2 separate regions of the Homo sapiens genome follow, and region 1 is linked to region 2. A link is a contact called in ENCODE Hi-C or POLR2A ChIA-PET data. All regions are on one chromosome and are shown on one strand. Each heading gives the region's core, a stretch centred on a gene start or an enhancer-like site at or near the end of the contact. The rest is flanking DNA. Distances are from core to core; before and after follow the strand shown. Region 1 holds the start of IL6R-AS1 (IL6R antisense RNA 1). Region 2 holds the start of GATAD2B (GATA zinc finger domain containing 2B).

Region 1 (5,251 bases), core at 11-2,510, 480 kb after region 2:
CCCTGGGACGGCCCAGAGACGCTCCAGCGCGAGTTCCTCAAATGTTTTCCTGCGTTGCCAGGACCGTCCGCCGCTCTGAGTCATGTGCGAGTGGGAAGTCGCACTGACACTGAGCCGGGCCAGAGGGAGAGGAGCCGAGCGCGGCGCGGGGCCGAGGGACTCGCAGTGTGTGTAGAGAGCCGGGCTCCTGCGGATGGGGGCTGCCCCCGGGGCCTGAGCCCGCCTGCCCGCCCACCGCCCCGCCCCGCCCCTGCCACCCCTGCCGCCCGGTTCCCATTAGCCTGTCCGCCTCTGCGGGACCATGGAGTGGTAGCCGAGGAGGAAGCATGCTGGCCGTCGGCTGCGCGCTGCTGGCTGCCCTGCTGGCCGCGCCGGGAGCGGCGCTGGCCCCAAGGCGCTGCCCTGCGCAGGGTAAGGGCTTCGGGCGCACCTGGAGGGCTGGGGCAGCTAGCGGCTGGGGGAAACCGCCTTGGTCACCGCAGTCTGTGGGAGGCTGGAGGGAGGAAAGGAGGTGCGACGGATCCCCTTTTCTGTGGCTGCCTTGAGGCCCCGCGGGTACCTAGCTGTGTGGTCGCGGGTAGTGGCTCTTGCGCCCCCTGCTGCGCTTGCTCCCTTGGTCCGGAGCGCTCCCCGGAATGCCCGGTGAAGCTGTGCGGGAACCCTGCGGTCTGTGTACAGGACTGTGTCCTTGCAAACCTGACTCTCGAGCTTCCTTCCCAGTGCCCCCAGGAGCCTTTACACAACCGCGTCCCAGGTTACTCTAAGGGGAGACTGCCCGAGAGGGCGCGCCCCAGCGGGGTGATGTACCCGCCTGGGGAGTCCTTTGTACCAGCGCCCCTCTTCTCCCTCTGCATTGGGGGTCCACCTCGCCTGGTCCTCCCCCCACCCCCGCGGGTGCATGTGTGGATGACAGTGCCCTGACTATGAAGGGACTGACATCACGGGCGCTGAGTCACGGATCTTCCCGCTGCACGGAGTCACTTTGGCAGCCACCAACTCTGGGAAGCCAAGTGCCCCAGTCCTGGGAATTGAGTCGGGAGGCTGGCAAGGGAGTGAGACCTCCTGGGGCTGGCACGTGCTGGACTCCCCTCTAGAAAAGAGAAGGACCCGTGAGGGAGAGGGCAGAGGCACTTACTGCTCCCGTTGACTGTAATCTGCCCCTGGCAAACCAGGCTTTTCTTGGGCTCTGGCCGCATGCCCAGCTGCGTGTCTAGTCTCTCTTCTGGAAGAGTTGGGCAACTGGCTCTCCAGAGGTTTATTTTAGGGTCCCAGTGCTTCTTTGAGGACACAGCAGAAAACTAAGGGGCAGCTGACAGGCTTCTGGAACAGCTGACAGGCTGGGGAGGCTGAAGGCTAAGACTTTCAACCACTAGATCACACTGAATTCCAGTCCTAGGTGAACACTGATCTCTCCCTTTGAGGAGGTGACTTTCTGCAACTAGAGGCTGAGCTGGAGTGTCTGAGGCTCTCTTTGCTTTTTGGATGGTTGTGGTCCTTATGATTGGAAGAAAAAAAGAAGGGATTCCATTTTCAATACACATTTATAACTCCTGCCAGTAACAGACACTGTTGATTGGGGCACCCATTCAATGTTTTCTAATCCTCCACTGTATCTACATATAACTTTGTTTGAAAGAGGAGACTGAGGTTCAGGGAGGTTGGGATGGCGGGATGGCAGGTTGTCAGGCCCCGGTGATGGAGGCCAACCCCTCCCGTGGCTCTGTGCTCCAGTGTGGTAGATGTCTAAGACTCTCAAATATAGAACTAGATCAGCAGGCAGAGCTGGGGGCATTGGGGCAAGCTGAGAGTCACTCTTGTCTGGCTGAGTGCTGGGACAGAAAAGGCTGAGGGAGGGAAGTGGAGGCCCAGGCTTGCCCATGGTGGTGTTAGAGGGATGCAAGACAGGTTCCAGGGCTCGGATGGCCTCAGGAGCAAGCAGGGCTCCCTTGGCTGCCTCTGCTGCTGTCACGCCAGCCCAAGGCTCCTGCCCCAGGGAGGTTACTGTTACTGCTGTAGTTGCCACCACCTGTTGCTCCTGAGTGGATGCTAGGCCCTTCCAGGGCAGCCAGTTACAGTCAGTTTTCCATTTCCCTGGTGCTCAGGAAGGATTAGGAGAGGTGGTCTCATGGCCTGAACAGCCCATGAAAGGCAGAACTGAGAGACTGGGGAGGAAGTGAAAGTCCTCCCAGCTCAGAAGGAAAATGCAGAGAAGTAGAAATACCCAGCCCCTCTCCCACACCCACACAGACTCAGCCCACAAACTGGAGAGTAAAAATAAAGAAATCGTACAGGAAGCATGGAGCAAATGACTGTGAGATGTTTCGCTTTAGAGAAGTGAGGAGCAGAGGGGGAGCAGAGGCTGGAGTTGGCTGAGAGGGGAAATCCGCAGGTACAGCCTGCGGGGCTCTTAGAGCCCAGAGGTTTGTTTTCCTCGGGATCAGCTGCCGCCCACACACCCTGGAGCTGCCAGGACTTCTCAGGTGTACTCGTTGTCTAAGGGCCTGGACTAGCTGGGACTTAGGCTTCTGCCGGTTCCAACACTCTGGTGCTGGAAGGCTGGACTTGGGTGACTCAAGTTCCCTCTTCCTACTGCAATGCAAGAAAATACACAAAAGAAGTATGTATACCTTTAAGTATCTCAAAGAGCTATCTCAGCTTCTGAATTTCCTTCTAGGGCACCTCTTCCTGCCCCCATTACCCACACACGTGCCTAGCCTCACCCTAAATCAGTATTTCTCAAAAGCTTAGTTCTGAGCCTAGCATCAGATCTGGTGTGTGTGCTGGGTGGGAGGGCTTTGGTAAACATGATGATTTTTGAACCCTAACCCAGATTTATTAAATAAGAACACCTAGGAGTGAGGCCTGGGGCATGTCCTTTTAAACAAACTGCCCCTTGTGATTCTTAGGCACTGTCAGGTTTGAGGACGGCTGCCTAAATGGTGTCATTGAGGAACTGAATGAAGGCCCTCCCGCTTCGGGCTCTCTGTTGCCAGAAATCTCTCCTTGCTTTGGCTTGCTGCTTGTTTATTCATTGCAGCAAACATTTCTTGAGTCGGTGTAGAGCCTGTGAGGCCTGTGTAGGATCAGCTATGCAGACTCCACCCTAAAAGGAGCCTGAAAATGGTCATGGGTAAATCCTGAGAAGGGCTGAGAAACCCCAGACTCTGACCGGGCCACTGGGTACCAACTACCCGTGAACAGATTGTCTGGCTTGGGGTAGGGGGTGGTTAGAGAGAGGAAGTTCCTCTGACTGAGGACCAAGATCCCAAGGCAGCAGGCACACTGATCCTGACCCTGACCCTCATCTCCAGCCCTCAGCAGCCAGGGTAAACAAATACTCCCCTCACTGGGTATTTGTAGATTACACAAAGTAACCTAGGTGCTGACTGCTGAAAATATACACTCCCTTCCCCCGTCTCCTGAATCCTGGTCCCACCAGGCCTGGAAGCCACAGACCCAGCAAGCAAAAGAGTTTCCAGTCAATGAATCTAGTCTGGATTGAAGCTGTGCTCTGTAATACGGTAGCCACTAGCCACGTGTACCTATTTAAATTTAAATTATGCCAGCGCAGTGACTCACGCCTGTAATCCCAGTACTTTGGGAGGCTGAGGCAGGAGGATCTCTTGAGCTCAGGAGTTGGAGACCAGCCTGGGCAACAGGGTGAGATGCCGTCTCTACAAAAAGATTTAAAAAATTAGCTGGGCACAGTGACATGAGCCTGTAGTCCCTGCTACTGAGAAGGCTGAGGTGGGAGAATCACTTGAGTCCAGTCTGCATGGAGCCATGTTTGCACTACCGAATTCCAGTCTGGGCGACAGGAGACCCTGTCTCCAAAAAATTAATTTAAATGAAATCAAATAAAAACTTAGTTTCTTAGTTGCACTAGTCACATTTTAAGTGCTCAACACTCACATTGCTAGTGGCTACTGTACTGAACAGTGCAGATACAGATCTCTTCCATCATCGTGGAAAGCCCTACTGGACGGTGCTGGGCTAGAGTGTTAACCAGTTTCTTCCAGAGGTTTTCTGTTCTCTTTTCCTTTATCCCCCTCTGCCTTCTGCTCTCCTCCACCTGAACACAGCTCATTTTGCATAGGTGATGGCTAAGGTCTTCAAGCCAGGCACATCTCTGCCCTGCACTGCCAAGTAAAAATGATAACACCTTGGGCAAGTGATTTAACTTCTTTGACAGCCAGTGTTCTAGAAAATAGAAATAATTGTATTACCTCGAAGGGTGGTTATGAAGATGAGATGAGCTAAGTAAGGTATTAAATAGAGTGTTTACAGAAGTCCCTAACACACAGCAAGTGCTTAAATAAGTGTAGGTGATCATTCATTCACTCCAAAAATATATTTTTGGAGTGAACACCTCCTACTCTGTTCCAGGCACTATTCTAAGAGCTGGAGATACACCATGAATAAAAGAGACAAAAACCCCAGGCTTAGTTGAGTTTCATTCTAGTGTGGGAGACTATTAACAGGATGTAAATTAAGTATGTGGTATGCTAGCGACTAGTGCTAAGGAGAAAAACTAAAGCCGAGAGGGAGACAGACCCCATGTGTGTTTGTGGCAGGGTGGGGTGGCATGGTGCCTTGGATGGGAGGCCAGGGAATGCCTTGCTGAGAACATAATATTTGAGTGAAGACCTGAAGAAAATATACAAATCTCTAGAGATTCCCTATATGTCCATCTTGGGCAGGAAAATTCTTGCCTCCTCTTTAACAATGTGTACTACCTGAGGGTGTGTTATGTTCTGGAGCAGAGGGCTCTGTGGGGACACATGGATGCTCCCTGCCCTGGAGAAGTATCTCTGGGGTAACAAGTCCTCAGCCCTTTAGCTCCTTGAAGTCTAGCAGAGGGAAGTGCTAAATGCCAGGTCATAACTGCAAGTCTGCAGGTGGGATCCTTGAGGGCTGGAGTGGCAAGGGGAAGGTGACAAAGAAAAGGCCTTTTTTTTTTTTTTAAATACAGGATCTTACTCCCGTAGCCCAGGTTGGAGTGCAGTGGCACAATCACTGCTCACTGCAGCCTCGACTTCCTGGTCTCAGGTGATCCTCCCACCTCAGCTTCCGGAATAGCTGGGACTACAGGCGTGCACCACCACATCTGGCTAATTTTTTGTATTTCTTGTAGAGACAGGATTTCGCCATGTTGCAGGCTGCTCTGGAACACCTAGGCTCAAGCAGTTCACCCGCCTTGGCCTCCCAAAGTGCTGGGATTACAGGCGTGAGCCTTTGTGTCCAGCTGGGA
Region 2 (5,811 bases), core at 2,484-4,983:
GCTGATGGCAACCTAGGTAAATGGCAAAGGTAAGGGGGATTTTGTGAGAGACAGCAAACATTACCAAGCCACCATCTAAATACCTCAGACAGGTTAAAAGCCCTAATGACCCTGGGACACTCCCTTCTTACTGGATGAATTCAAGCTATACAGGAATATTTCATATATCCACAAGGGAGAAGGTAAAAGATGGAACATGAGGAGGGGTCTGTTTCAAATCAGACCTATTCTTCAGAAGCTTTCATCACTGCTACACAAAGAAAGGAGGTTGCTGCTTCAAGGATTCTGGAGCCACCAAAATCCCCAAACAGGACCTACAGAAAAAGCTTCACAGAGACTACTGAGGATAAACCAAATAATATGGCTAATAGAAGATACACCACAAAATCCAGTCATTGTAACATAAACTGAACTTCCTTATATATCTTTTCCTAGGCTTAGCCAAAAGCAGGAGAACTGCAACTCTATGTGGTATTGTCTGATAGACTGGATTTTTTCCCCAAGCAAGAGGTGGACAGCTTTATGCCAGGACTAGATTTACAGTCAATCTGGGTGTGTGTCTTTACTTTTTCTTTCCCTCCAAACTACCTCAGAAAATGTCTGGCTATTGTGCCTTGATATGTAATAATGCAGGGCTTTAAGTACTGCAAAGGTCTGGAAAAGAAAGTCCCTCAGTCCCAGTTATGGCTCAAATCTTACGATTTCTCTAGCAGTTGTTTTAATCAACCAAAGCTGGTTGGCTTTTCTCAATGAGCCAAGCAACATGAGCCTTCTAAGTTAAGCGCAGAGGGGCTGCTTGTCAGCATGACTCCCAATGGGGTGGCTAACATGGAATATGCTCCAGAGTCTAGAAATCAGGACAGCACAGCTGCTGTTTTCCTCCACATGCACCTCCAGCTTGGTGGGTGGGGGAGGAAAGGAAGAAGAATCAGTAAATTGAAACAGGAGGAATGCTTTACATGCAACACACAAGACTCACTGCTTAAAGGTGAGATGAATTCAGAGGTCTCAACACATGATTAGGATACCTTCACTGACACAATGGTCCCCAAAATTCAACCTGGAGGTCCAGCCTTGCCCGTCTGGCAAAAAAAGGGGAGAAGGGGGCAAAACCCCAAAATGGGGGACAGCATACAAGCTTTTGAAAGTACTTTAAGGTTGTGAGGCTCAGAACAAATTCCTCACACTTCCCTCTGCCACCACCCTGTGGCCCTATGCTAAGCACAGCAGTAAAAGTTACTGCCAGAATTTAGATTTGAAGGGCTGATCAGGGAACCTGGTTAACACTGTTCCTAGAAAAGTATTTGAGTGCAGCCTATATTCAGACCCTACTGGGACTGCCTCTAAACAGGAAGTTAACACACATCACATACGGTCAGGGAAGGCAAACCACAGTGTCATAAAGATGGATGCTGCTGTCAACTACAAATCACTCTCACCTCATGGAGAGTGTTCTCAAGTAAGGAATAATAGGCAGGACAAAAGTCTGTAAGCCTCACCTCTACTCAAACTGGGTCACTCAGCCTATAGATTCAGCCTTCTGATTCCTGCTGATTAGTACTTTTCTACCTTGTTCCATGATGACTATCACTGCCACTGGACTAAAAAAACTCTATTCCCCTAAAAAGTGAAGACAGCCTTACCATCAACTAGTTATTCATATAAGCTATCTGCTTATATGAATCCGATCCTTGACCCAGTCCATTCCCAAATGGCCAGGGACTAGATATCCGTCACAAAAAAAGCAGCACGATCCAACAAGTGTGGGCCTTCCCTCAAAATATACTGAACTCCTCCATAGCACCTCCAGAAGTGGCCTCCTTCCCAACTAAGTACTGACAGAAATACTACTCTAGGACAATACTTGAAAGGCTGCTCCAGCACCAAAATAAGAATCCAAGTTATCAGACTGCAAGGAAGAGTTCAGGTCAGCATACCAAATGAAAAGCAATAAAGTTAGCACTAAACTCCCAAACAGGATAATCACCAACAACATATAGGCACCATGCTGCTGCCAGAAAACATCAAAGTCATCTGTGCTAGGAGGGGAAGGAGACTAGATGGCTGGAGGACAGAGATGGGAAGGAAGCTTACTTTTCACTTTGTACAACCACATGCATGCTTTTCTACTCAAAATATAAATTTTTAGAAAAAATGTCCTAAAAACTACAAAAGCATCAGCTCTTCTCCAACACAGATCTGTTAAACCTGTTTTAATTCCATCAGCTACAAATCCAAATCCCTCTTTTGCAGTCTGGCCTGAAAACACTGCTCTTGCCCTTTGCTGAAATATATTAAGTATCCTTCGCCTCTGCTGAAATGTATTAAGTATCCCCCCATCTCTCTCTCTCTCTTACACACACACACACGCACACACACACGCCCCCCAAATAAGCATTTATCAGAAATGAGAAAACTGGTTCTCAGGAGGCTACCTGATTTTCCAGGGGACAACAGAGAAAAGGTTGCTAGCTAGCTCAGTTAGCATCCACATGCCACCCACCACCAAGCCTCCATCTCCACCTCACTGCCAGCCCTATGAGCTAACATCTTGTGTTTGGAAGTTGATGCTGGGGAAGAATCCAAAGAGGCTACCATACCTTTATGAAACGGGAAAGCTGTACCGGGCGCGCGAATGGCACCTGAACCTCTGCACTCGCATGAGTGGCTCGCTCCTCAATGTAATTGAGAGCAGGGAGGCCAAAAGTACTCTAAGTCCCGGTGTGGTTAGGGAAGGGTAAGTTCCACCGACCCTCAGGAACTGAACTGGAAGACAGATCCAGTGTGTCCCACAAGCCCAGTCGCTGTAGAAGCTAAGTGCCCACATAGCCTGAGACAATTCTCTTCCCCTACGGGAGGGCGAGCGAACGGTGGACGACGAAATAAAGGGGTAAGGTTATGCGCTCCTGATCCCTTTCCCTAAATAAAGATAATTATCTGGTGCTTCCTTTACCCTTAGATTCCCCATTCGTCCCATCCGCCCGCAAACACAAGACTGAGCAGGGAGCGGCCCCCGCACCCTGAGGGCACCACTGGGGGTGGAGAGAGTTAAAAAAAAAAAGGGGGGGGCGCGCTAGAGAGGAAAGGAGGGGAGCATGGCGGGCATGAGGCAGGGAGTGAAAGCGGGGATGGCGGGGGAAACGGGGCGTGAGGGAGGGGAGAAAGAGTACAAGGAGACGAAATGAAGGGACACGAGCTGGGGGCGCGCGAGGCCGAAGTGAAAGACCGGGTCGCGCGCGCCAAGGGGGGAGAGGATGAGGTGAAGAAGGAGCGCGAGGCGGGGGCGCGCCGTGCCGGGGTGGGGGGAGGGGGACGCAAGGCGGGGGCGCGCGGGCGGGCGTCGGCTCGCGGGCGCTTCCCCTCCCCCCGCCCCTCCACCTTTCCCTTCCCCCACCTCCGCCACCACTGCCTCCTCCCAGCCTCCTTCCCTTCCTCGCTCCTCACCGCCCCCGGGCGGGCGGGCGGCCAGGCTGGCCTAGGCCAAAGCTCCTCACCTGGCGGTGGCGGTGTAACTCCCGGCTAGCTCGCCTCCTCAGGCGGCGGCGGAGGCGTCGAAAAAGGAAGAGGCGACGGCACAGGGGATCCAGACCCTGCTGACGGGACTAGGGACGGGGGTAGGGGAGGGGGGCGGGCCGGACCGGGGCGGGCGGGCGGAGCAGACACTGCGGTACAGACGGGGGCAGCGGCGGCGGCGACGGCTGCACCGGCGGCGGCGGCACCACACAAACAAGGACGCTGATTGGGCAGCTGCCAAGCGCCTCGGCTCCGCCTTACCCACACGCCACGACGCCCATTGGGCGACCTAAGCCGGCCACCCCGCCCTCATCTTCTCGGCCATGCCAGTAGAAGACTAGATGCCGGGACTTCACCCCACCCTTGAAGAATGAGTGGCCGGAGAAGTGATGATTGGCGTGCTTAAAACCCAATCATAAACGGAGGAGGGGGGATGGTCTAGCGGGGGCGCGTTAATGGGTACCTCTGCCAGTCCCAGACACATCCGGGTCTTCGACAGCCCATTAAGTGTCGGGGGTCAAAAAATCGCTTCAGGCTGCAACTTTACCTTAGAGACGTTTTGGTCCCCAGGCAGCCGCCGTACCCCAGTCTCTCCAAACCGGGATTCCCCTTTGGCCATCTCTCATTCTTTCAATTCTAAAGATGGAGACTGGCGAACGGCGATGGGGTCTGCGGTGGGCGGTGTTTCGTCGCGACAGACTCTAGGAAATTTCACGATAGAACTAGCTTTAGGCGCTTGAGCCTTGCCGTCTTTTTGGGGTGTGGCCTGTCTCCGTCTGCCAAAGGCTTTGAGCTTCCTGGTGTTCATCGTACCTCCGCTTGGTCCTGTCGTGACTAAACCACGACAGCAGGAAAAAAAAAAAAGCAGCTAGCCAAGTTGCTGAGGAATTACGGTGTGCAGAGCCCTCGCAGCTCCTTCTCTTGGGAACTCCTGGTCTGGTTAGGTTCTCAGCGAGGAAACAGCCTCCCACCCCGCCCGATTCCACCTAATTAACTCAAGGGCCAGCTCCTTTTGCTGGCCTCCCTGCTTCCACGGAGCAGTTAGGCCCGCCTAAACTCAGCGAGCGTTTCTGGAGCACCTTGAGGATAGGGACCAAGTAACAGAGTCCGGGTGTTAAGGTTATGATAGTAGTTAACGTTTTTGGAAAGAGACTGTGTCAGGCTCTGTGCTAAGAACTTTACATGAAGTATTTATTCCTCATGACTGTGAGGTAGGTACTGTTATCCCTACTTTACAAATGAGGAAAATTAGGATCAAAAAATTTGTCCAGTTACACGTTAAGTGGTAGAGCTGAAATTTGAACCCAAGTAGATGAGGAAACTAAGGCTCAGAGAGGTTAAGTAACTTGCCAAAGGTCAGACCGCTAGTTAGTGACTAAGCAGTGGTTTAAACCCAGAAACAACTGGTTCCACAGGCATTTTGTTATTGTTGTTTTCTCACTGTGTCTCCCAGGCTGGAGTGCAGTGGTACAATCTCAGTTCCTGCAACCTCCGCCTCCCAGGTTCAAACGATCCTCCTGCCTCAACAGCCTCCCGAGTAGCTGGGATTACAGGCGCGCGGCTAATTTTTGTGTTTTTAGTAGAGACGGGGTTTCGCCATGTTGGCCAGGCTGGTCTCGAACTCCTGACCTCAGGTGATCCTCCTGCCTCAGCCTCCCAAAGTGCTGGGATTACAGGTGTGTGAGCCACCACGCCAGCCTCCACAGGTATTTGAACATGTTTTTTAAATTATTTAAAAGTCATGCTGTGCAATGGAAATGAAATTATAATGGAGGACATGGCAACTTAAAGCCGTAGGTAGATCCTACACAAACACAGACGCACCCATTTTTTTTTTCTTTTTTTTCTTTGAGACAGTCTCCCTCTGTCGCCCAGGCTGGAGTGCAGTGGCGTGATCTCAGCTGCCTGCAATCTCCACCACCCAGGCTCAAGCCATCTTTCCACCTCAGCCTCCCAAGTAGCTGGCATTACAGGCGCACGTGACCACGCCCGGCTGATTTTTGTATTTTTGGTAAAGACAGGGTTTCACTATGTTTCCCAGGCTGGTCTCATAAATTCCTGGCCTCAAGTGATCCACCCGCCTTGGCGTCCCAAAGTGGTGGGATTACAGGCGTGAACAACCGCGCCCACCGCAGCCCCCACTTTATTTATTTTTTAAATTAGCGATGAGGTCTTGCTATGTTACCCAGGCTGCTCTGAAACTCCTGGGCTCAAGAGATCCTCCCGGCCGGGCGCGGTGGCTCAGGCCTGTAATCCCAGCACTTCGGGAGGCCGAGGCAGGTAGATCACGAGGTCAGG

The links. Hi-C counts contacts between places; a loop is a spot of excess contacts on that map. ChIA-PET counts read pairs that join two places held with the same protein, here RNA polymerase II (POLR2A). Pooled maps may share reads with other maps.
Region 1: a loop to region 2 is called in a pooled map, with 5 times the contacts of the local background. The contact joins the promoter of IL6R-AS1 here to the promoter of GATAD2B in region 2. A Hi-C loop is called at or near these places in 1 of 37 single-sample maps with no recorded cell type and 8 of 50 pooled maps. POLR2A ChIA-PET finds 5 or more read pairs at or near these places in 1 of 52 experiments (MCF 10A).

The regions. Positions count from the first base shown.
Region 1 is chr1:154,405,304-154,410,554 of GRCh38, forward strand. It overlaps IL6R-AS1 (IL6R antisense RNA 1), which reads right to left and starts at 1,261. Exons shown (of 2, transcript NR_147855.1): 1 at 1,136-1,261. It overlaps IL6R (interleukin 6 receptor), which reads left to right and starts at 40. Exons shown (of 10, transcript NM_000565.4): 1 at 40-411. The coding sequence starts at 327. RefSeq lists a silencer at 175-324 and an enhancer at 564-1,170.
Region 2 is chr1:153,919,239-153,925,049 of GRCh38, forward strand. GATAD2B (GATA zinc finger domain containing 2B) reads right to left here and starts at 3,734. Exons shown (of 11, transcript NM_020699.4): 1 at 3,495-3,734. LOC101928059 (a long non-coding RNA gene) reads left to right here and starts at 4,135. Exons shown (of 4, transcript XR_922160.3): 1 at 4,135-4,724. RefSeq lists silencers at 3,518-3,837, 4,515-4,809 and an enhancer at 3,968-4,207.